Regions from separate parts of the Homo sapiens genome. Here region 1 is linked to region 2. A link is an interaction called in ENCODE POLR2A ChIA-PET data of the cell type or tissue named here. Cell type or tissue: GM12878. All regions are shown on one strand. Links, peaks and the distances in the headings refer to the core of each region. The heading gives the core; the rest is flanking DNA.

Region 1 (11,287 bases), core at 1,466-9,465, 240 kb after region 2:
AGGTAGAGAAAGAGGGAATTCTCCCTAAATCATTCTATGGAGCCACTCATCACCCTAATACCAAGATGAGGAAAGGACATTAAAAAAAAAAAAGAAAAGAAAACCCATATCCCTGATGAACATAGATGCAAAAATCCTCAAGAAAATTCTAGCTAACTGAATCCAACAGCAAATCCGAAAAATAATACATTATGATTGAGCAGGTTTCATCCCAGAGATGCAGGGGTTGTTTAATATACGCAAATCAACAAATGTGATATATCACATAAACAGAATTAAAAACAAAAACCATATGATCATCTCAATAGACAACAGGAAAAGCATTTGATAAAATCCAGCATCCCTTTATGATAAAAACCCTCAACAAAATAGACATAAAAGGGACTTACCTCAAAGTAATAAAAGCCATATTTGACAAACCCATAGGCAACATACTGAATGGGGAAAAGTTGAAAGCATTCCCCCTGAGAACTGGGACAAGACAAGGATGTCGACTTTCACCACTTCTATTCAACATAGTACTGGAAGTCTTAGCCAGAGCAATCAGGCAAAAGAAAGAAAGAAAGGGAATCCAAATTGGAAAAGAGGAAGTCAAACTGTCACTGTTCACTGATGATATGATCATATACGTAGAAAACTCTAAGGACTCATCCAAAAGGTTCCTAAAGTCAAGCCTCAGATTACAAAATCGATGCACACAAATCAGTAGCACTGCTACACACCAACAATGACCAAGTTGAGAATCAAATTAAGAACTCAATCCTTTTTACAACAGCTGCAAAAAAGTAAAAATAAAATACCTAGGAATATATTTAACCAAGGAGGTGAAAGTTCTCTACAAGGGAAACTACAAAACACTGCTGAAAGAAATCACAGATGACACAAACAAATGGAAATAGAGTCCATGCTCATGGATGGGAAGAATCAATATTGTGAAAATGACCATACTGCTCAAAGCAGTCTACAGATTCAATGCAATTCCCATCAAAATACCATCATCATTTTTCACAGAACTAGAAAAAAATCCTAAAATTAATACGAAATCAAAAAAGAGCCCACATAGCCAAAGCAATACTAAGCAAAAAGAACAAATCTGGAGGTATTACATTACTGGACTTCAAATTATGCTACAAGGCTATAGTTACCAAAACAGCATGGTACTGGTATAAAAATAGGCACTTACACTAATGGAACAGAATAGGGAATGCAGAAATAAAGCCAAATACTTACAGCCAACTGATCTTCCACAAAGCATACAAAAACATAAATTGGTGAAAGGACACCCTATTCAATAAATGGTACTATGAAAACTGGCAAGCCACGTGTAAAAGAATGAAACTGGATCACCATCTCTCACCTTATACAAAAATCAACTTAAGATGGATTAAAGACTTGAATCTAAGACCTGAAACCATAAAAATTCTAGAATATAACATTGGAGAAACTCTTCTGGACATTGACTTAGGCAAAGACTTTATGACTAAGAACCCAAAAAACAGGCCAGGCATGGTGGCTCACGCCTGTAATCCTAACACTTTGGGAGGCCGAGGCAGGTGGAATACGAGGTCAGGAGTTCAAGACCAGCCTAGCCAACATGGTGAAACCCCGTCTCTACTAAAAGTACAAAAATTAGCTGGGCATGGTGACGCACGTCTGTAATCCCAGCTACTCAGGAGGCTGAGGCAGGAGAATCGCTTGAACCCGGAAGGCAGAGGTTGCAGTGAGCCAAGATCGCACCATTGCATTCCAGCCTGGGTGACAAAGCAAGACTCCATCTCAAACAAAACAAAACAAAAAAACAAACAAATGCAATGCAACCAAAAATAAATGAATGAGACCTAATTAAACTAACGAAAAAGCTTCTGTACAACAAAAGAAAGAATCAGCAGAGTAAACAGACAACCCATAGAGTGGAAGAAAATATTTGCAAACTATGCTTCTGACAAAGGACTAGTGTCCAGAATCTACAAGGAACCTAAACAAATCAGCAAGAAAAAAACAAATAATCCCATGAAAAAGTGGGCAAAGGACAGGAAAAGATATTTCTCAGAAGATATACAAACAGCCAAGAAACATGTGAAAAAATGCTTAACTAATCATCAGGGTAAAACCACAATGAGATACCACCTTACTCTTGCAAGAATGGCCATAATTGCTAATTTTTTTTAAATTTTATTATTATTATTTTTGGAGTCTCACTCTGTCGCCCAGGCTGGAGTGCAGTGCAGTGGCGCCATCTCAGCTCACTGCAACCTCTGCCCCCCAGGTTCAAGCAATTCTCCTATCTCAGCCTCCCGAGTAGCTGGGACTACAGGCACACGCCCCCATGTCCGGATAATTTTTTGTATTTTTAGTAGAGATGGGGTTTCACCATGTTGGCCAGGCTGGTCTCAAACTCCTGAGCTCAGGCAACCCGCCCACCTTGGCCTCCCAAAGTGCTAGGATTACAGGCGTGAGACACAGCGCCCGGCCAAGAATAGCCATAATTAAAGTCAAAAAACCATAAATGGTGGCATGGATATGGTGAAAAAGGAACACATTTACACGGCTGGTGGGAATGTAAATTAGTACAACCACTATGGAAAACAGTACAGAGATTCCTTTAAAAACTAAAGGTAGGCCGGGCGTGGTGGCTCACACCTGTAATCCCAGCACTTTGGGAGGCCGAGGCGGGCAGATCACGAAGTCAGGAGATCGAGACCATCCTGGCTAACATGGTGAAACCCCATCTCTACTAAAAATACAAAAAATTAGCCGGGTGTGGTGGCAGGTGCCCGTAGTCCCAGCTACTCGAGAGGCTGAGGCAGGAGAATGGCATGAACCCAGGAGGTGGAGCTAGCAGTGAGCCGAGATGCGCCACTGCACTCCAGCCTGGGCAACAGAGCGAGACTCCGTCTCAAAAAACAAAAACAAAAACAAAAACAAAAACAAAACAAAACAAAAAAAAACAAAGGTAAATCTATCATTTGATCCAGCAATCCCATTACTGGGTATCTACCCAAAGGAAGAGAAGTCAGTATATGAAAAAGACACATGCACACGCATGTTTGTAGCAGCACAATTTGTTTGCAGTTGCAAGGATATGGAGCCAACCTAAGTGCCCACTGACCAAGACGTAGATAAAGAACATATGGTATATATACACCATGGAATATTACCCAGCCATAAAAATGAATGAAATAACGTCTTTTGCAGCAACTTGGATGGAACTGGAGGCCATTATTCCAAGTGAAGTATCTCAGAAATGGAAAACCAAATACCGTATGTTCTCACTTATAAGTAGGAGCTAAGCTATGAGGACATACAAACATACAAAGCAATATAATGGACTGTGGGGACTCAGAGGGAGGTTAGGGGTTAGGTGAGGGATAAAAGAAAATATATGGGGTGCAGTGTACACTGCTCGGGTGATAGCTGCACTGAAATCTCAGAATTCACCATTAAAGAACTCATCCTAGGCCGGGCACGGTGGCTCACGCCTATAATCCCAGCACTTCGGGAGGCCGAGGTGGGTGGATCACAAAGTCAGGAGTTTGAGACCGTCCTGGTCAAGATGGTGAAACCCCGTCTCTACTAAAAATACAAAAAAAATTAGCTGGGCGTGGTGGCGGCGCCTGTAATCCCAGCTACTCAGGAGGCTGAGGCAGAGAATTGCTTGAACCTGGGAGGCGGAGGTTGCAGTGAGCTGAGATCGTGCCACTGCACTCCAGCCTGGGCGACAGAATGAGGCTCTGTCTCAAAAAAAAAAAAAAAAAAAAACCTCATCCTTGTAACAAAAAAACACCTGTACCTCAAAAACTGTTGGAATAAAAAATAATTGGCTGGAAGGTTAAAAAAAAAAAAAAAAAAAGGAAAAAGAAAAAAATTGGCCATGCACAGTGGCTCACATTTGTAATTGTATCATTTTGTGAGGCCAAGGCAGGAGGATTGCTTGAAGCCAGGAGTTCAGAAACAGCCTGGTCAACATAGCAAGACCTTGTCTCTACAAAACAAAAAGTAAGAAAAGTTAGCCAGGCATGGTGGCATGTGGCTATAGTCCTAGCTACTCAGGAGGCAGAGGTGAGAGGATCACTCGAGCTCAGTAGTTCGAGGATGTGGTGAGCTGTGATCACTCACGACACTCCAGCCTGGGTGACAGAGTGAGACCCCATCTCTAAAAATAATAATAAAGAACTCTCAAAAATCCACAGTAAGGAAACAAGCAAAAATGGGCAAAATATAGGAACAGATACTTTACCAAAGAAAATATATGGATGACAAACATGCACATAAAAAGTTGCTCAATATCATAATCCATTATGGAAATGCAAGTTAAAATCAGTATGATATCATTACACACCCATTAAAATAGATTAAGAAAAGAATGGCAATACCTAAGAAAAGAATGGCAATACCAAGTTTTGGCTGGAATGCACAACAAAGGGAAATCTTATTAATTGCGGTGGGAATATAATATGGTGTAGCCATTCTAGTAAACATTTTGGCAGGCTCCTATAAAGTCAAACATATACTTACCATATGACTGAGCAATCCCGTTTTTAGGTATTTACCCAAGAGAAATGAAAATCTATGTTCACACAAAACCCTATGCAAATATTTATAGCAGCTCTCTTTGTAATCACCCCAAACTGGAAACAACCCAAATGCCCTTCAAAGAGAGAATGGATAGACTGTGGTACATTTAAACAATGGACTATTAATCAACAATGCAAAGGTACAAATGGGACGGGTGCGGTGGCTCATGCCTGTAATCCTAGCACTTTGGGAGGCCAAGGTGAGTGGATTGCTTGAGCCCAGAAGTTCAAGACCAGCCTGTTCAACATTGTGATACCCTGACTACAAAAAATACAAAAATTATCCAGGCATTGTGGTGGGCACCTGTAGCCCCAGCTACTCAGGAGGCTGACATGGGAAGATCACCTGAGCCAGGGAGGTCAAGGCTGCAGTGAGCCATGACCTCCCATGCAGCCTTGACCTCCCAGGCTCAGGAGGTCTCATTCTGTCACTCCAGCCTGGGTGACAGAGTGAGACCTTGTCTCAGTAAAAAGGTACAAAAAAAAAAAAAAAGGTATAAATGACTCATACATGCAACACTTGGATGAATTTCAAAGGTATTATCCCAAGTGAAAGAAGCCAGTCTCAAAAAATTACATTCATATGCTTCCATTTGTGTAACATTCTGGAAAAGATAAAACTATAGAGATAGAGAACAGATCAGTAGTTGCTAGTGGTTAGGGGTATAGAAAGGGTTTGATCATAAAGAGTCATCATGAAGAAGGGCGTTTTTTTGTTTTTGTTTTTTAAGAGACAGAATCTTGCTCTGTCACCTAGGCTGGAGTGCAGTGGCATGATCATAACTCACTGCAACCCCAAGTTCGGGGGCTCAAGCAATCATCCTGCCTCAGTCTCCCAAGTAGCTAGGATTAAAGGCGTGCAACACCATGCCTGACTTCTGTGTGGTATGTGGTGTGTGTGTGTGTGTGTGTGTAGAGGACAAAAGTCTCACTATGTTGCCTAGGCTGGTCTCGAAATCCTGGGCTCAAGCAATCCTCCCATCTAGACCTCCCAAAGCACTGGGATTACAGGAGTGAGCAACTGCCCCTGATAGGAGGGAGATTTTTGAGGTGATAGAGTTGTTCTTTATTTTAATTATAGTGGTAGGTACACCACTATAATCAAATATATGTATGTACTACAACTCATGGAACTGTGCACCAAGAAATGTCAGTTTTACTGTATGTAAACTTAAAAATAATTTTTTTTCAATAGGACACTGCCTTCAGGAATGGTTAAATCCAGGAGCTTAAACAATGTCAGCAAGAGTTATCCTCTCTGCAATTCTTGTCTCTCTTACTCTAGGCTAGATTTATTCTCAGATAGGCCTTCTTTCTCTTTGATGGGGCTGACTCTTGTTGGATCAACATGGGTCATGTGTCCCTGGAATCCTGGAATACACCAGCCTGTGGCCAGAGGAATGGAATAAGTTGGTTGGCTGGGCCTGGATATGTGCCCAGTCCTGGTGGCATGAGGATAAGTGAGGGTCAAACTGATCCAGTCCACCTGGACTGAGAATGAAGGAGAGTGGTTCCCCAAAGAAAAAATCAAGTTGCTGCTACTACAAGAAAGAGAAGACATACTAGACAGGCAGAAACTATAGATGTCTCTGGCTTCCACTTTGTATTTCTTTAATTCTGGATTATATTATACTGTGTTGACTATGTGATATCTTACCTATAAACTACAAACTCTTTGAAATGGAGGATTCTGCCTTATTTTTCTTTTTAGCTTCCAATACCATACACATTTCCTTCTACATAGTAGATGCACAAGAGTACCATGCATGATAGAGAACTAAATATTTACTGGTATGTTTATAAAACTATACATTTGTATGTACATCAGAAGCCTCTGAAGCTACATTATTTCATATTTCTCCACAATCACATTAATAGCCACGTTTCCATTCAATCTTGCTTCTCTCTACTGAGGTTTTAACATGTACAGCTCCATTTTCCAACAATGGCAAATCAATCATTACATCATCATCCATCATGTCTGAGTTCTTAGTAATGAAGGTGTCTTTCTTTCCACATTAGCAATTTGGGTGGGCGAAAGAGCCATAAAGATGTATGACAGAAGGCTGGAGAATTGGATTAAACAAGGTTAAATAAGATTCCATTTCCTGGGTCCCTCTTGACTGCAGGAATTTTTGTTGATCCATAGGATGAATGGGGCAATTGTTTAGAAGTTCTTTTCTTCAAGCTCTCAGAAGAAAATTGTTCTGAAATCATTTTTTGGTCTGCTACTGGAATTGCAGAGAGAGCTGGGAATAGCGACCATAAACTGATTTGTTTATTTTAAAGTCTTTAAAGGAAATACCTTATCCACCTAAAAATTATAAATTGTAGCAGCTATAGGAGCCAGTTTAATTGCTCTAAAGTAACACAATTAGGTGGGCTCATTGCCACAGCCAACATGGTCCCAAGTGATTCGGTCGGCACCTCTAACGCCCTCATCACCTTCTACTCCTCCCAGACCTCAGAATGTTCCCTCCACATCAGCCTGCCTCCAGTTTTTCAGACTTAACAGCTATCATAACTCCCATTTCAGGGTCTCTGCAGTTGTCCATTTCCCTTGCTCAGGGTTTCTTACCCTTGGCACTATTGACATTTGGGACCAGATAATTCTTTGTTGTGGAGGGGCTGGCCTGTGCACTGTAATATGTTGAGCAGCATCACTGGCCTCTACCCACTAGATGCCAGTAGCAGCCCCTCCCCTAAGATGTGACAACCCCAAATATCTTCTACATGCCAAATTCCCAGCTGCGACCACTATTTTAGCTGGAGTTATTTTCCTCAATGTTTGGCTGTGCCATTTTCCTCATTTCTCAGCTCGGCTTCACAGAGGCTGTCCCTGACCACTCTATCCAACTCGTCATTTTAAAAAAATTAATCAATTTATTTGTTGAGATGTGGTCTCACTTTGTCGCCCAAACTGTAGTGCAGTGGCGTGGTCTCTGCTCACTGCAACCTCCGCCTCCCAGGTTCAAGTGATTCTCTGCCTCAGCCCCCTGAGTACCTGGGATTACAGGCGTGAGCCACCATGCCCGGCTAATTTTTGTATTTTTTAGTAGAGACAGTGTTTTGCCATGTTGGCCAGGCTGGTCTCAAACGCTTGACCGCAGGTGATCTGCCTGCCTCCCAAAGTGCTGGAATTACAGGGGGTCACTGTGCCCAGCTTTTCTCATTTTTCTTTTCTTTTGAAATGGAGTCTCTGTCGCCCAGGCTGGAGTGCAGTGGCATGATATCGGCTCACTGCAACCTCCACTCCTGGGTTCAAGCGGTTCTCCTGCCTCAGCCTCCCAAGTAGCTGGGATTACAGGCACCCACCACCATACCTGGCTAATTTTTTTGTATTCTTAGTAGAGACAAGGGTTTCACCCTTTTGGCCACGCTGCTCTCAAACTCCTGACTTCAAGTAATCCGCCAGCCTTGGCCTCCCAAAGTACTGGGATTACAGAGGTGAGCCACCACACCCGGCCCCAACTGGTCACTTTTTTTTTTTTTGAGACTGAGTCTTTTTTTTTTTCTTTTGAGGCGGTGTCTCGCTCTGTCACCCAGGCTGGAATGCAGTGGCGCGATCTCCGCTCGCTGCAACCTCCACCTCCTGGGATCAAGCGATTCTCCTGCCTTAGCCTCCCGAGTAGCTGGGATTACAGGCACACCTCACCAGGCCTGGCTAATTTTTGTACTTTTAGTAGAGACGGGCTTTCACCACATCGGCCAGTCTGGTCTTTAACTCCTGACCTCAAGTGATCCACCCACCTCAGCCTTCCAAAGTGCTGGAATCACAGGTGTGAGCCACCGCGCCCGGCCCAACTGGTCACTTTCTATCACAGCACCCTGTTCTTCGCTTCCCAGTCAATTATCCCATCCTGTGTGTGGATCATCTTCCTGGTTTCCTTAATTATTGCCTTTGCCCATGGGAGTAGGCGCCTCATACAGGCAGGAAGTTCATATATCCTCATTCTTCTGGTCCTCAGAACCTGGAACAGAGCCTCCACAGAATTAGGGCTCAGTACATACAATTAAATACGTTGGGTTAGTGAACAAGAGAAGATGGCTTTGCCACCAGGACTTTTACCAGCTTAGTCACTGGCATTTCTACTGCAGAGTGTTTCTGCTTCTTAAACTCTCTCTCAAAATTTCTTAGTGTTTCTATCCTGGACTTGGTAGGAGCTGCAAATACACGAATTACTTCTCAGATTAGTCCTGCCACACCGGCCTCCACTCTGCTCCTTGTAGCTTCTCTTGAGCCTGAATGTCTTCTACTTCATTTTTACTCAACAGAAGTCTTACCAGGTTTGGAGACTTATATTTCACCTCCCTCAACAGGATCTGAATGCCTGGAGCACAGGCACCATTTTTTTCTTCTTCTTCTTCTTATTTTTTTGTAGAGATAAGGGTCTCACTTTATGCCCAGCCTGGTCTCAAGCTCCTGGCCTCAGGCAATCCTCCCGCCTAGGCCTCCCAAAATGCTGAGATTACAGGTGTGAGCCACCAGGCCCCACCTATTTCGCAGCTCTAAGGTCAGCTCACTCCCAAGTTAGCCTCTCTTTCTCTCTTTCTCCTCCCTCCCTTCCTGTCATTTATTCATAAACACCTTCAAATACCAGGCTCTGCTTAGACCATAGAGATGTGAGATAAGGTTTCTGACCTCAGAGTTCTTATAGCCCTCCCAAGGAGACAGACAGTAGGCAACCAATGATAACACAATGGATAGTGTTTGCATTGTGAACAGAGTGTACAAGGACAATTGGACCTGGGAAGGCTTTGAGCAACATCGCTGTTTTGTTTTGTATTGTTTTGTTTTGTTTTGTTTGTTTTTTGAGACAGGGTCTCGCTCTGCTGCCCAGGTTGGAGTGCAGTGGTGCAACCATGGCTCACTGCAGTCTTAACCTCTGAGGCTCAAGCGATCCTCCCACCTCAGCCTCTCGAGTAGCTGGGACCACAGGTGCATCCCACCACACCCGGCTAATTTTTGTACATTTTGTAGAGATGGGGTCTCACTATGTTGCCAGGGGTGGTTGCAAACTCCTGGGCTCAAGCGATCTGTCAAGTGCTGGTATTACAGGCATGAGCCACAGTGCCCAGCTAGACATTTTTCACATGTGCTTACATTATAGGTGCTCATATATGTAGATTTGTCTCTCTTTCTAGGTTCTCAGGTCTTTAGAGACAAAGATTTTATATTCTCATTACTTTCATCTCTGTTGGTTCCTTCCCTGACACTCAGCATGGCTTTTTTAACAAACGAAACACCCAATAATGGCTTATTGAATCAGTTAATACATGGCTCACTTTAAAAATACTGATATGGAGAGGCTGTATCTTTTTTCCTTCCCTAATTTGAATAGAAAACACATTTTCAGTCACTTAGCATAAAGACATTTCTACAGGAAAACAAATAAAAAGTCTTTTAATTTATTTGATCCCTCAAAAGACACAATGGGAACTTGAAATTGAGAGGGAGTCAGGTGCCTGAATGAGGAGCACATGGAAGAAACAAATATTAAAAGTAATTCAGATAGGACAGGGCTGTTGAACTGGAAAACTATTAATGGTGTTAATCAGTTTCCACTGTGAACTGTTAACACTCAGACCAATGCTGAAAGCACCCGGAAGGCACATCTGTGAAGTCAAGAAGCCACAGCAAACTGTTTTGTCTGTCAATTTTAGAAAACAGAATAAATATAACATTCTTTTTAATGTGAAAAGGAGGTAGTTTTGGTTTGGTTTACACAGTTATGTGATTTATAGCCTTCCAAATTATTCCATATGGCTAAAAATAGAGGATCTGAACTTGTAGTTCATAAGTTATGTTAACAGGAGAGTTTCTTTTCTCAGCTTCACAATAGATGAACTCTTGGCGTTTGTTCTGAGCACTGAAAGTCAGGGCATCAAGAACCTGCTGAGATTCAGACATGAGGGTAAGCTAGGCAGATGGTGAGAAAAGAGGGATTTTATTTCAACATAGTCATAGAAACACGCGGTGCTGGCTGTGATTTATGACATAAAGACAATTAATCCAGAGCATCAGGAGAAGCAAAGTGGGGGGGAAAGGGATCAGAGGAAATGAGGACAAGAGGTGAGGAGACAGCACGTCATGAATCACCTCAAATTCTGCTTTGCCAACCAAAAAGTCTGGCACCATGTAGAGGAGTATTGATGCTGGCCTCAGAATACTTATTTAAATGCTTTGATCTGGCTGGGCACAGTGGCTCATGCCTGTAATCTCAGCAATTTGGGAGGCTGAGGCGGGTGTTTCACTTGAGGTCAGAAGTTTGAGACCAGCCGGGCCAACATAGTGAAACCCTGTTTCTACAAAAATACAAAAATTAGCCAGGTGTGGTGGCGGGCGCCTGTAATCCCAGTTACTAGAGAGACTGAGGCAGGAGAATTGCTTGAACCCGGGAGGCGGAGGTTGCAGTGAGCCAAGATCGCGCCATTGCACTCCAGCCTGGGCAACAAGAGCGAGACTCCATCTCAAACAACAAACAAACAAACTCTTGATCTGTCCTTTTTAACAAAGAGTCTGCTAGAAAGCCAAACAAACCTCTTGGAAATGATCTAGCCTCAAAGGGTGAAGATCTTAGAGAAACTCCGCATCCAACTAGCCTCTCTATGCTATTCACATCAGGCAATGATAGGGCAGTGTTTAATGAACACCTGGCATGGGATGGGGTAAAGGTAGGCATTTTTTTTTCTTTTTTTTTTTTTGAGACGAG
Region 2 (11,064 bases), core at 3,065-11,064:
GCTTGGATTCAGCAGGCAGACTCAAGTATCTCTCTGCCTTCTTTAATTTTATGCTGGGAAGAATAGTCCATTGACCTGGTTTTTTAAAAATTTCATCCTCATCCTTCTTGTTTTTTTCATTTTTTTCTCCTTCTCTCCCACTCTTTTCGTCCCTCCTTCATCTTTCCTTCTTTTTGACATTAAAAATTAGAGTTGAGGATCAGGTAACCCAGGAGGGGAAACTGAGGGCACTGTCAAGTCTCCTTCTCCACACCACACTCCGGGCAGTCAGCATGATCTAACACCAGCATACAAACTCAGGACTTGGCTTTACAACTCTACTCAAGCACAGAGCTCTCATGAGCTACTGGTAATCAGTGGCACTAGATGGAAAACCTAGTTTCATACCTGAAAAACCAAAAATCTTGATTTACAAAGGAAGGCGGGAGGTGGGGGGGTGGGGGGGGGTGTGGAGATAAATGACTCCAGGCTAGTGACAACACCAAACCTGAAAGAACCCAGCCTCCCTGTTCTTCTCACACCTGTGAGCCTTCCTTTCACATAGTGATGTTTGTATCAACATTTTTTTCTTAGTTATTACGGAAAAAGGTTACTAACATTTAGTATACACCTAAGACCAATGCGGCTCCCATAATTACCTTATTTCATGAAGTCAGACACCAATGATTTTAAGACTCAGCCCAATCTCAGTGATGTTCAAATATGGGGGAAAAAAATCCAACAATTTTCAAACATTATTCAATGAAAAGTATATTCCGATTTCAGAGATATTAAAATGTGAAGAAGAAATTTCTGCATCAGTGAGATCTGTTAAATGGTTTAATCCTTAAGGGGAGCTAGAACACAGTAAGCATCATTTCTGTATTTCACAGATGATGGAAACCTGGCTCAAAGAGCTCATGATGAATATCTTAGCTCCTGGGAAGAATACGAACATTTCTGTGCCGGCTGGCCTCTAACAACCTCGCAAAACCAGGAGCTGCTCTACGTTTTCCTACAGTCCCTCACTTGATTTCTTATTTCCAAATATATAAAGCTGAATCCAACAACTAACCCTTCACCCGGGAGAAAACAGATGAACACAATGGTTTCATGAAAACATATGGATTAAGCCAACAGCTGGCATTCAGCCTCTAAAAATTTTGGAGTGGTTAGTATGTGCCACCACCAGGTCTTGGGTTAAGCCAGAAAAGAGAGTGAAGAGAGAAACAAAATCTTGCCTTGTGTCTGGTAAGACAGACAAAAACAATAAAGTTAACAGCAACAATATAAACATATTAAGGGGCAAACGACCTCTGTAGAGGCCACACTTAAGAATCAACACAAAATCTATGACCTAAAAAGTCAGAAGGATTCATCCACAAAAGGAAGCAGAGAGAATCCTGCACACAAGGGCAAAGGTGCGGGCAACAAACACAAAGGGGCAACCCCCTCCCCACCATGCTATCCTATGACCTTGCCACAATGGTCAACTTGCACACAAAGCACCACAGAGCGTCATGCAGACTTTGTCCTTCCTAGGCAGCTGCTGTCTCAAGGAACCAAGTTCTGCCCACTCAGGCTCTGGAGCTGGCAGCTATCAGCTCTCCTGGCTCCTGAGTGCTCTTTAATCACTCCAGGAGTCACAGCCGTTATTTATTACATTCCTTTTTGGTTTTGAGTCATGTAAGAGGAAAACATATCAATAATCTTTGCTGCAGGGCAAGTTTCTACAATCTCCTTTTCTATCTCTGCAGCCAAGATTAAGGGGGATGCTCAGGAAACCTAACGAGTTATCTGCGTGTGGACTAATGGATTAACACCACCTACCATCAGCCTCCTGGGTGATCTGTCTCTTTAATCTTGCTCAATAGATAACATTTGGGAAAAGCTCCCTTGACTCCTAGAGACACTATTTTCTGTTATAAGCTATGAGGACGTCCCCTCTGGTCATCAAATTTAATGGGATGATTATTAAAGGGAATTTGCTAATATTAATGCCCACTTTCAACTTGAGGGCCTGAGCTACAAATTTCTCCCTGCTTTGGCTGGTGGGGAACAGGCCAAGGACAAAATCTGAATAAAGTTAAAGAGGTATCTGCTGCTGTTCAATTATTTAATATATCATGTAAGGCAAAGGTAGTGATGCACTATCCACCCAAAGATATGATTACACTCAAAGCCATACGAACTTTTACTATGCAAAGGCCACTTTGTAATGGGGGTGGGGAGACACAGTATATACAAAGTTCTAAAGTACTAGTAATCAATAGCCTTAAAAATAATAAAAATAGCCGGTATATACTAAGCACTTATGCCAACCAGGCATCTATATTTTCTCATTTAATCTCTCAACACTGTGAAGGTAGATACTATTCCCACTTTTTTTTTTTTTTTTTTTTTTTTTTTTGAGACGGAGTCTTGCTCTGTCACCCAGGCTGGAGTGCAGTGGCACGATCTCGGCTCACTGCAACCTCTGCTTCCCAGATTCAAGTGATTCTCCTGTCTCGGCCTCCTCAATAGCTGGGATTACAGGTACCTACCACCATGCCCGGCTAATTTTTGTATTTTTAGTAGAGATGGGGTTTCACCATGTTTGTCAGGCTGGTCTTGAACTGACCTCAGATGATCCGCCCGCCTCAGCCTCCCAAAGTGCTGGGATTATAGGTGTGAGCCATCATGCCCGGCCTATTCCCGCCTACTTTTTACAGATTAAAAAAGTAAGATTTAGTGAGGTTACTACTTCTTGACCTTCACCAGCCTGTGCTCTTAAGCCCTATACCACAATGAAGAAATGCAATACAGTGGTCAAGCACATGAGCAATAGACTCAGATCACCATGACTGAAATCCCAGCCCCACTACTTATTAGTTGTATGACCTTAGAAAAGCTACTTATTCTAAGCCTCAGTTCCCTCATCTGTAAAATGGGATACTAAAAGGGATTAACAGATAAGGCTGGCAGGAGGATTAAATGAGACACTTGACACTGTGTCAGGAATATATTAAGTATGCAATGAACGCTGATCATTGATACTGCTGCTTCTGTTGCTACTACTAGTAACAGTGAGGTCACTTTCCTAGTTGACTCTACACCACCACCAACTTAGTATTCATTTATTTTAACCACTCATATTATGACTAAATAAGTCCAAATACCATCATCAATATAATATGAACCAGAAGTTATAGAGTATAAAACACACCTAAATTCCTTTCTCATTCTCAGGTGGGAGACCGACTCTATCCACAGGTAAGTTCCCAAAGTTGAAGACCAATTCAGGGAATAAAAACACCAGCTTTCAAACGAAAATCTTCATTATAACCTGATGAATTTACTCATTTTTCAGAATACACAACCTGTAGATTATGGTTAAAATGCATAAGGGAATGTTCCATGTTTTAAAGATGTTTGCATATTCAACTTGTAAGCAGCAATCTGCTCTGGTGTAAGCAAAGCATGCTATCACTGACGTCTTATATTTCAATTTTCTTTACACCAAAACAACAAAATATTTAAACAGTTAACATCTGCTCAAAGACCTAAGAGATGAAAGACTTCGGAAGGCATGGGCGGTATGTTGACTACTGAAAAAGTCAAATTACATAGGGACCAGATTTTTGAAAGCCTGACCTATTGTGTCAGAAAAGGAGAGCCAAATGCCAGAAAATATATGGAGGGAAAACCAAAACCATAAACAATCTGAGAATATTTAAATGAACAGATGGCAATAGAAAAATAAAGACAAGAAGAATTTTTTAAATAATAGTAATTCTAACACATCCTTAAGAAAAAGATACCCCCCACACACAAGTCCATAATAATTATACAAATTCTATTCTGATTTTTTTTTAAAGTAAAATGGAGATGGGGGTGGAAAACAAGGAAAGTAATGGGAAAGACAGAATTTAGATAAAAGCATTCATGCAAAATGGCCTTCTGTGCTCAAGTCAAGGCAGTTGGGCAAACGAAACAGAAAAGTTCGCCTTTCTCCAACACTAAGCAGATACTCCAAAATCTGTGACATTAACTTCCAGGGATGTCACTTCCTCTACAGCAAAATCACTTTGCTCCAACAAGGTGTTTGGTGGAAACAACTTCAACATGCCATGGAAGAACTTCAGGCTAGTTCTAATTTAATAATCAAAAAGATGTTTATTTCTGTATGGCAGGGAGAAACAGAGAACAGATGATTCTCACAGTGTCATTTTCACCACCTAGCCAAACTTGGAATTAACTTTGGTCCTTTTAGCTCAAGGAAACTGGCAAGGGGTGGAGACAGTGGCCAGAAAAAAAACAACAACAAGTAGACAGCATCCAGAAAGCTGTACTGGACTGGACTTCTGCCAATTTGCAAGTTAAGGTCTTGGCTGGTAAGAATAGCTTGTTATTATTATTTTTTTATCAATAGCTTTTTGTGTCCCTTTCCCCATTGTATTGCTTATTTTTTGATAGAAAAGAACATAAATGTAAGTCAAATAAATAAAATAAGGAATTGACTCAAATAATTAAAAAGTTTAAGGTACAAAGCTCCAGATACAGCTGGTTCAGGTATCATCATAGCTCTGGTTCTCTTTCTACCTTCTAGGCCAGGAAGTTGCCATCACAAAGCCAAAAATGCAGCATATTCTTCTTTGGATGAGAAACACATCCAAAAGAAGATAAATTCTGTTTGGGAGGGGACTAGCAAACTCAGAAAAGATGCTCATTAGCCTTGCTTTGAGACACATAACCAGTCTTGAAACCACCACTTTGGCTAGGTACACCACAAGCCCAGGTGACATATCCATTCAAGTGAAAGAGACTGGGCTGGGTAAGTGGTCCACTCCCATTCTGGTCACGGTGACAGACAGCCATAGTAGAACTGTGAGAAGCAGGGACAGACAGGAAGCGACAGGCTGGACCAATAAAGAGACAAATCCTGACATGCATCCAATATTCACAATCATTCACTGAACCTTGGAGACCTTTCCTCCACTTGTTTATATTTCCTATCTTATATTTCTTGTGCCACTCTCAAAGCCTTTCTATTTACAGGCTCATGCCTGTAATCCCAGCACTTTGGAAGGCCGAAGTGGCCAGATCATGAGGACAGGAGATCAAGATCATCCTGGCCAACATGGTGAAACCCCAACTCCACTGAAATACAAAAAGTTAGCCAGGCGTGGTGGCACGTGCCTGTAGTCCTAGTTACTTGGGAGGCTGAGGCAAGGGAATCGCTTGAACCCAGGAGGCGGAGGTTGCAGTGAGCCGAGATCACGCCACTGCACTCCAGCCTGGCAATCGAGCGAGACTCCATCTCAAAGAAAGAAAGAAAGAAAGAAAGAAAGAAAGAAAGAAAGAAAGAAAGAAAGAAAGAAAGAAAGAAAGAAAGAAAGAAAACCCACAAAAAAGTTATGTTTTCCATGGGAAACAGAACTAAGAAAAATGTGACATAGCACACCTGAGATATGAACCCAAATTCCTGAATTCATTGGTGGAATGGGCCAAGAACTGAGAAGAATGTGGCATAGCCCAACGTGGGCCCACTAAGTGTAGGCTCAACGGAGAAGTAAAGCCATTTAGGAGGCCAAGGAGGGAAAACTGCTTGAGCCCAGGAGTTTTGACACCAGCCTGGACAACATAGTGAGTCCCTATCTCTACAAAAAACTTAAAAATATTAGCTGGGCATGGTGGCGCACACCTGCAGTCCCAGCTACGGAGGGGTGACGGGGGTGGGTGCCTGTGGAGCTGAGGTGGGAGGATCACTTAAGCCCAGGAGGTCAAGGCTGCAGTGAGTTGTGATGGCACCACTGCACTCAGCCTGGGTGACAGAATAAGAACTGGTCCTTCCCCCACCCCCAACTCCCCGCCTCAAGAAAGAAGTAAAGACATAAAGTCATGTGCCTGCCAGAGTCCCCTTTGGTGACACTACACCAACTACAAGATTACAGATCTCTCATCTTCCGTGCTCCCCTAAAAACTCCTACACTCTGAGGTCACAGCAACCCAAGCAAAAAGGGGAGCTCTAACAAGTGAGGCATTCCAGTGTCTAGAACTAAAGATTCTACAGGAAGATGCATTAAACATGTACTTTTCTGCCTTCCATTTCTCTTAAAACTCTGCACATCATTAACAAAATCTAAAAAGTGAGATAAAAATAAATTCACTAATAAACGATACCTCTGAAGGCAAGAAAGGACCTTAAACAACATCCGAACTAGCACAGACACTTGTAGTTTATAGATGTCATTGAATAAATATTATAAGTTTATTAGAAACAGGCCGGGCCTGATGGCTTATGCCTGTAATCCCAGCACTCTGGGAAGCCGAGATGGGCGGATCACCTGAGGTCAGGAGTTTGAGACCAGCCTGGCCAACATGGTGAAACCCCATCTCTACTGAAAATATAAACATTAGCCAGGCGTGGTGGCACATGTCTGTAATTCCAGCTACTCAGGAGGCTGAGGCAGGAGAATCGCTTGAACCTGGGAGGCAGAGGTTGCAGTTACCCGAGATAGCACCACTGCACTCCAGCCTGGGCAACAGAGCAAGACTCCCTCTCAAAAAAAGTAAGTAAATAAATTTATTAGAAATACAGCATCTGAAACAGTTACAAATACGTACCCAACTCTTGCCTCAAACAGGTTATCTAAGTAAAAGAATCATTTTGGTTCCTAAAGTCACTTGGTAAGTTTGACTCAAAGGCTGGAACAGCATGCCTCAAGAAACCGTTGCAACAGAAACTTATTTCCCAGACTCTGTGGGAGTAAGCCTAAATGACAAATCTAAGAAACAATACATTGTAAATACCTGAGATAAATGCTGACTTTGTTTTTCCAGCCCACTAAGAAAGGACAGTTTCTTGCTTCTCAAAACTATTCTCAAAGCTTCAGCTCTAATAGCTTAGGATCAATTATACATAAAAACAGGTGCAGAAGTCAAGTCAAATAATAAAAATTATACCATACTTCTTCCCTGTTTCATTAATAATTTAGCAACACGGCAACCATTGATTAGACTATTGTTTTAAACTGTTAACCGACATCTTTACCTTAACCACAGTAAAAGGAAAAAGGAGGTGCTGACTGATAATTCATTTTAATTACAAATATCCTTGCTAACATACAACAGATCAAAAACTCAGATTTTATATATACTTTAATCTTATTGATATTCAAAAAAGTATCAACAAATCAATCCTTGTACCTACCTATGTCAGAGATGAATGACTTATTCGACATATTTTCCTAGATGAAATAATTAAATCACAAAGTGAATAACTGAATTTCAGGAAAAATTACCAAACCAAAAAAAAAAAAAAATCACAGAAGTCAAAGAATTTCTGAAATGAAAGGGATTCTGAGACTGAGAATTTCTCTTGTAATGTTTCAGTGAAGCTATTTGTGAAACCAAGGGTAAAGTAAATAGCTATAAAGTTCTGCTTTAGTACTTCCTCATGTGTATACATAGGGAAAGTATACATCTATAAACTTATACACAAACTTAGCCAAGAAGCAAAACACATCAGCAGCAACTCTGCTTTCCATGGTTCTTTTTCTAACTCCAAAAGCTCTAGTACACTCACTATTGATGTTTTCAGTAAAATAGAACATGGTCTGAGTTTTGTTATGAACTTTGATTTTAATCCAAACCACTGGACTAAAACATTTTTGTTCAATTCCAAGTTTGTAATAAATAGATGCCCAAGATAGTGATGAAGACAAGATGGTGTTCCCGAAGTACTCTGTGCTTAAGGAAGGGACAGACGGAGAAGAGAAGGCAACAACTCGAATGGTTCACCACCCCAGCAAGTCCAGCAACATTAGGGGACAAAGATTTTCTAAATTAACAGAAAAACCATCTAGCCTCAGGGTTCCTCCAGTACAAGTGTGAAATGGAGAGAGGGCAACCACCCTCTGTACTCCACTGCCCATGACAGACACGGCTAAGTGATCACACCAGTCTACTCCACTGAGCTAGGTACAGCCTGTGAACTCTGCAACACAGGGAGAAACCACCCACTGGAATAAGCACATCAGCTGAATCCCACGGCCATGCCGACCCTGATGGTACCAGGAAACAGCTGCTGAAAATGAAGCACTAAATCATGTGATGCACAAGATCTCAACCAGGACAGGATATGCCAGTTATGGAAATTCACTCCATGCACAAAATTTACTGTCCCCAGATTAGAGGACTAGGTTTTAGGCATTATTTTTTATCTCACCTCACTTACAACAGAAGCCTCAAATAACAATCAACTCGTGAAACAAAGTACCTCCAAAGCAGTAAGTTATCATTACCTGTGAATAAACTTCCATTACCATATACAAACACTTAGGGTTTCAGAACTCTTCATCCTTTTCAAATAAAATACTTACTTAAATACAGACACATTGATCTTTAGATATATCAGGTCATGGAAAGAAAGGAACACTATCCATATAAAGTACTGAATGCAAAGTACTGAAAAGTCCCATGAGGGAGGAATACGTTATTTTTGTCCTCATTGTTCCAGCAACACTTTATGCTGCACTACTGTAGCAATTATAACACTATATTTACACTTACCCATCTGTGTGTTGGTCTATTCAACTAGTATGAATTTCTGTAAGGGCAAGAAGTATGTCTTAATCATCTCTGTATTATAAGAAACTAGAGGCTAGGCACAGTAGCTCATGCCTGTAATCCTAACACTTTGAGAGGCTGAGGCTGGAGGATCACTTGAGATCAGGACCAAGAGTCTGAGACCAGCCTGGGCAACACAGGGAGACCCCGTCTCTACAAAAAATTTTAAAAAATGAGCCAGGCATTGTGGCATGCACTCATTGTTCCTGCTACTCAAGAGGTTGAGATGGGAGGATCACCTGAGCCCGAGACATCAAGGCTACAGTGAGCTGAGATCCTGCTACTGCATTCCAGTGTGGGTGACAGAGTGAGAGCCTTCAAATAAAGAAAAAGAAAAAAAGAAAAGAAAAGGAGGAAAGAAGAGAAAAGAAACTAGACATACCAGCGCTCAGTAATGATTGTTAAATTAAATGTAAGAAAAAAGTATTAAGACACAGCACCTAAACATGAGAAAAGACATGCAAAATAACAGAGAGCAGCAACAATGACTAAGTCCCAAAGTGAGAATTTGTCAGCCAAGGTAGGGAGCCAGTCTTGGCAAGAGGAGCCTTCATCTAGAAAAGGGTTCAGCAAACTAGGACCAAATCCAGCCCTCTGTTATTTCTAAATAAAGTTTTATTGGTACTCAAAAGTGACCACTTGTTAAGGTATGGTCTATGGTTGCTTTCATGTAGCAGAGCTGAACAGCTACAACGAAAACTATACAACTCACAAAGCCAAAAATATTAACCATGTGTCTCTTTATAGGACAAAAATATCTGCAACCTCTGGTCTAGAACAAACTGTAGCTAGAACTCCAGTGATCTGTGAACTTGCATTGAAAAAGAAACAATCTTTATTTTCAACAATCTCAAACTGGTTGCTGAATTCAGCATTTAGCAATTCCTTCAATTTACCAATGTAGGAAAATCCACAGTACTATTAGCAATATTTGAGAATTTGTCATTGTGAGAAATCACTCACATTACAGTTGCTGCAGGTATCTCAAAATGTCACAGGCATTCATGACAACTTTAATATTATGATAGTTGTTATACGTGCTAGTAGATCTTGTAATGTGTTAATAAAATGTTCACGCATTGCCAATCACAAATTTTAATATTTTGATAACTCAATAAAATTAGTTCCCTCTGTAACCCTGTGTACTCTGGTTGAGAAGTGAAACATATTTATTATACATCTAATAGTCCTAGGCACCTGATCATCTTCCAAATACCCAGAAATGAAAAGTGAATCTCTGCTTTGATACTTAGAAGACGCCATGCAGCACACGTTGATGCTGAAAACCAGTCTCAACCATGGGAGTAAATCACTTTTAAACTGGGAAAAGGAAAGAAGTTGGCCGTGTGTCCTTTGAGGACAGGTAGACACAAGCAGCAGGAGCCTCTCTAACTGGGAGCTACTGTCAAACTGGGAACATTTTGAATACTGCTACAAATCCTTTATTTTCCTCAGACAAACTCACAAGTTTGTCTGAGATAGCGGGAGCCATCTTCAAGAAAAAAAGACACCACTGGAGACGATATCCTTGAGGGAATAAATGGCCTAATTTCAGGAATTTTAACAGGACTCCACTGGGTAACGAGGGGTATCACTAAAGCCGTCATGTTCACAAATGTCTACCTAAGAAGGTAATTCCCGTAATAAACGGAAACTGTTTTACAGCCCATCAAGTCAATAAATCGGCCTTTTAAGAAGTTTTTAAGAACAGATTGACTTTAACAACTCCACAGGAACCACTGTGATATAATTGTGTCCATCATACCAAAATTAAAGGCTTCCAATAAGGAATGAACATTAAGGTCTGGGGTCAGTGATCAAGCATTTATGGGCTTCCCAGAAGGACCTAATAAAGCGGACTATGGTGATTCAGTAACTGTACTGTCCCGCATTACTTAGGGGCTCTTTACTTCACAGATCACTGAAAAGCGAAACTAATGATACCACTCGGAATATTTACCATTTCAGATGCCAATGAGATAACCCATCCACTAAAACTAAGCATAGCAAAGTTTTTCAAACAGAGGCAATGTGATGCTACCAAAGTTGCCTTAGATTCATTCAGGGAAAAGGCAGGAAAGGAAGTAACAGCATAAATTAAATAATTCCTGCTATGGAGTTTCTCTTGTTTCCGGATTCTTTCCAGAGTAATTATCCTTAATCATTTACAGGAAATACAAACGAACATTAAAAGGCCATCAGGAATTATTCATCACCATAATTCCTTCTTTATCAATCACTTTATTTGGGGTTAGGACGGAGAGAAGAACAGACACATCTTTCAACTCAACGAAATATTAATATTTGCTTCTTAGGTTAAATAACTTTTTTTTTTGGCACACAAAGGATTCAGCTTTGGGGAAAATATAAGCGATTCTTTTAGCCTACGTTATGAGGAGCTTTTAAAGAAGGATACCAGATCACCAACTATTTCCCCTTTCAGGATATATGTTAAAAACCAAAACTGTGTTTTGC

Evidence for each region. ChIA-PET counts read pairs that join two places held together with the same protein. Peaks named below come from ENCODE experiments on the same cell type or tissue, not always from the same donor. Only the 100,000 strongest peaks of a DNase experiment are listed, where the experiment ranks them.
Region 1: POLR2A ChIA-PET joins it to region 2 with 9 read pairs; 2 of 35 experiments call an interaction of 5 or more read pairs at or near these places.

Annotation. Positions count from the first base shown.
Region 1 is chr3:61,541,163-61,552,449 of GRCh38, reverse strand. No RefSeq gene overlaps it. Among named protein-coding and RNA genes, the nearest start is that of PTPRG, 15 kb to the left of the region's middle. In GM12878, for the core only: no CTCF peak of the experiment used is centred there; a DNase peak (open chromatin) is centred at 4,651.
Region 2 is chr3:61,786,965-61,798,028 of GRCh38, reverse strand. All of the region lies in intron 2 of PTPRG (protein tyrosine phosphatase receptor type G), which reads right to left. Among named protein-coding and RNA genes, the nearest start is that of PTPRG, 230 kb to the right of the region's middle. In GM12878, for the core only: no CTCF peak of the experiment used is centred there; no DNase peak of the experiment used is centred there; H3K27me3 peaks cover 166 bases.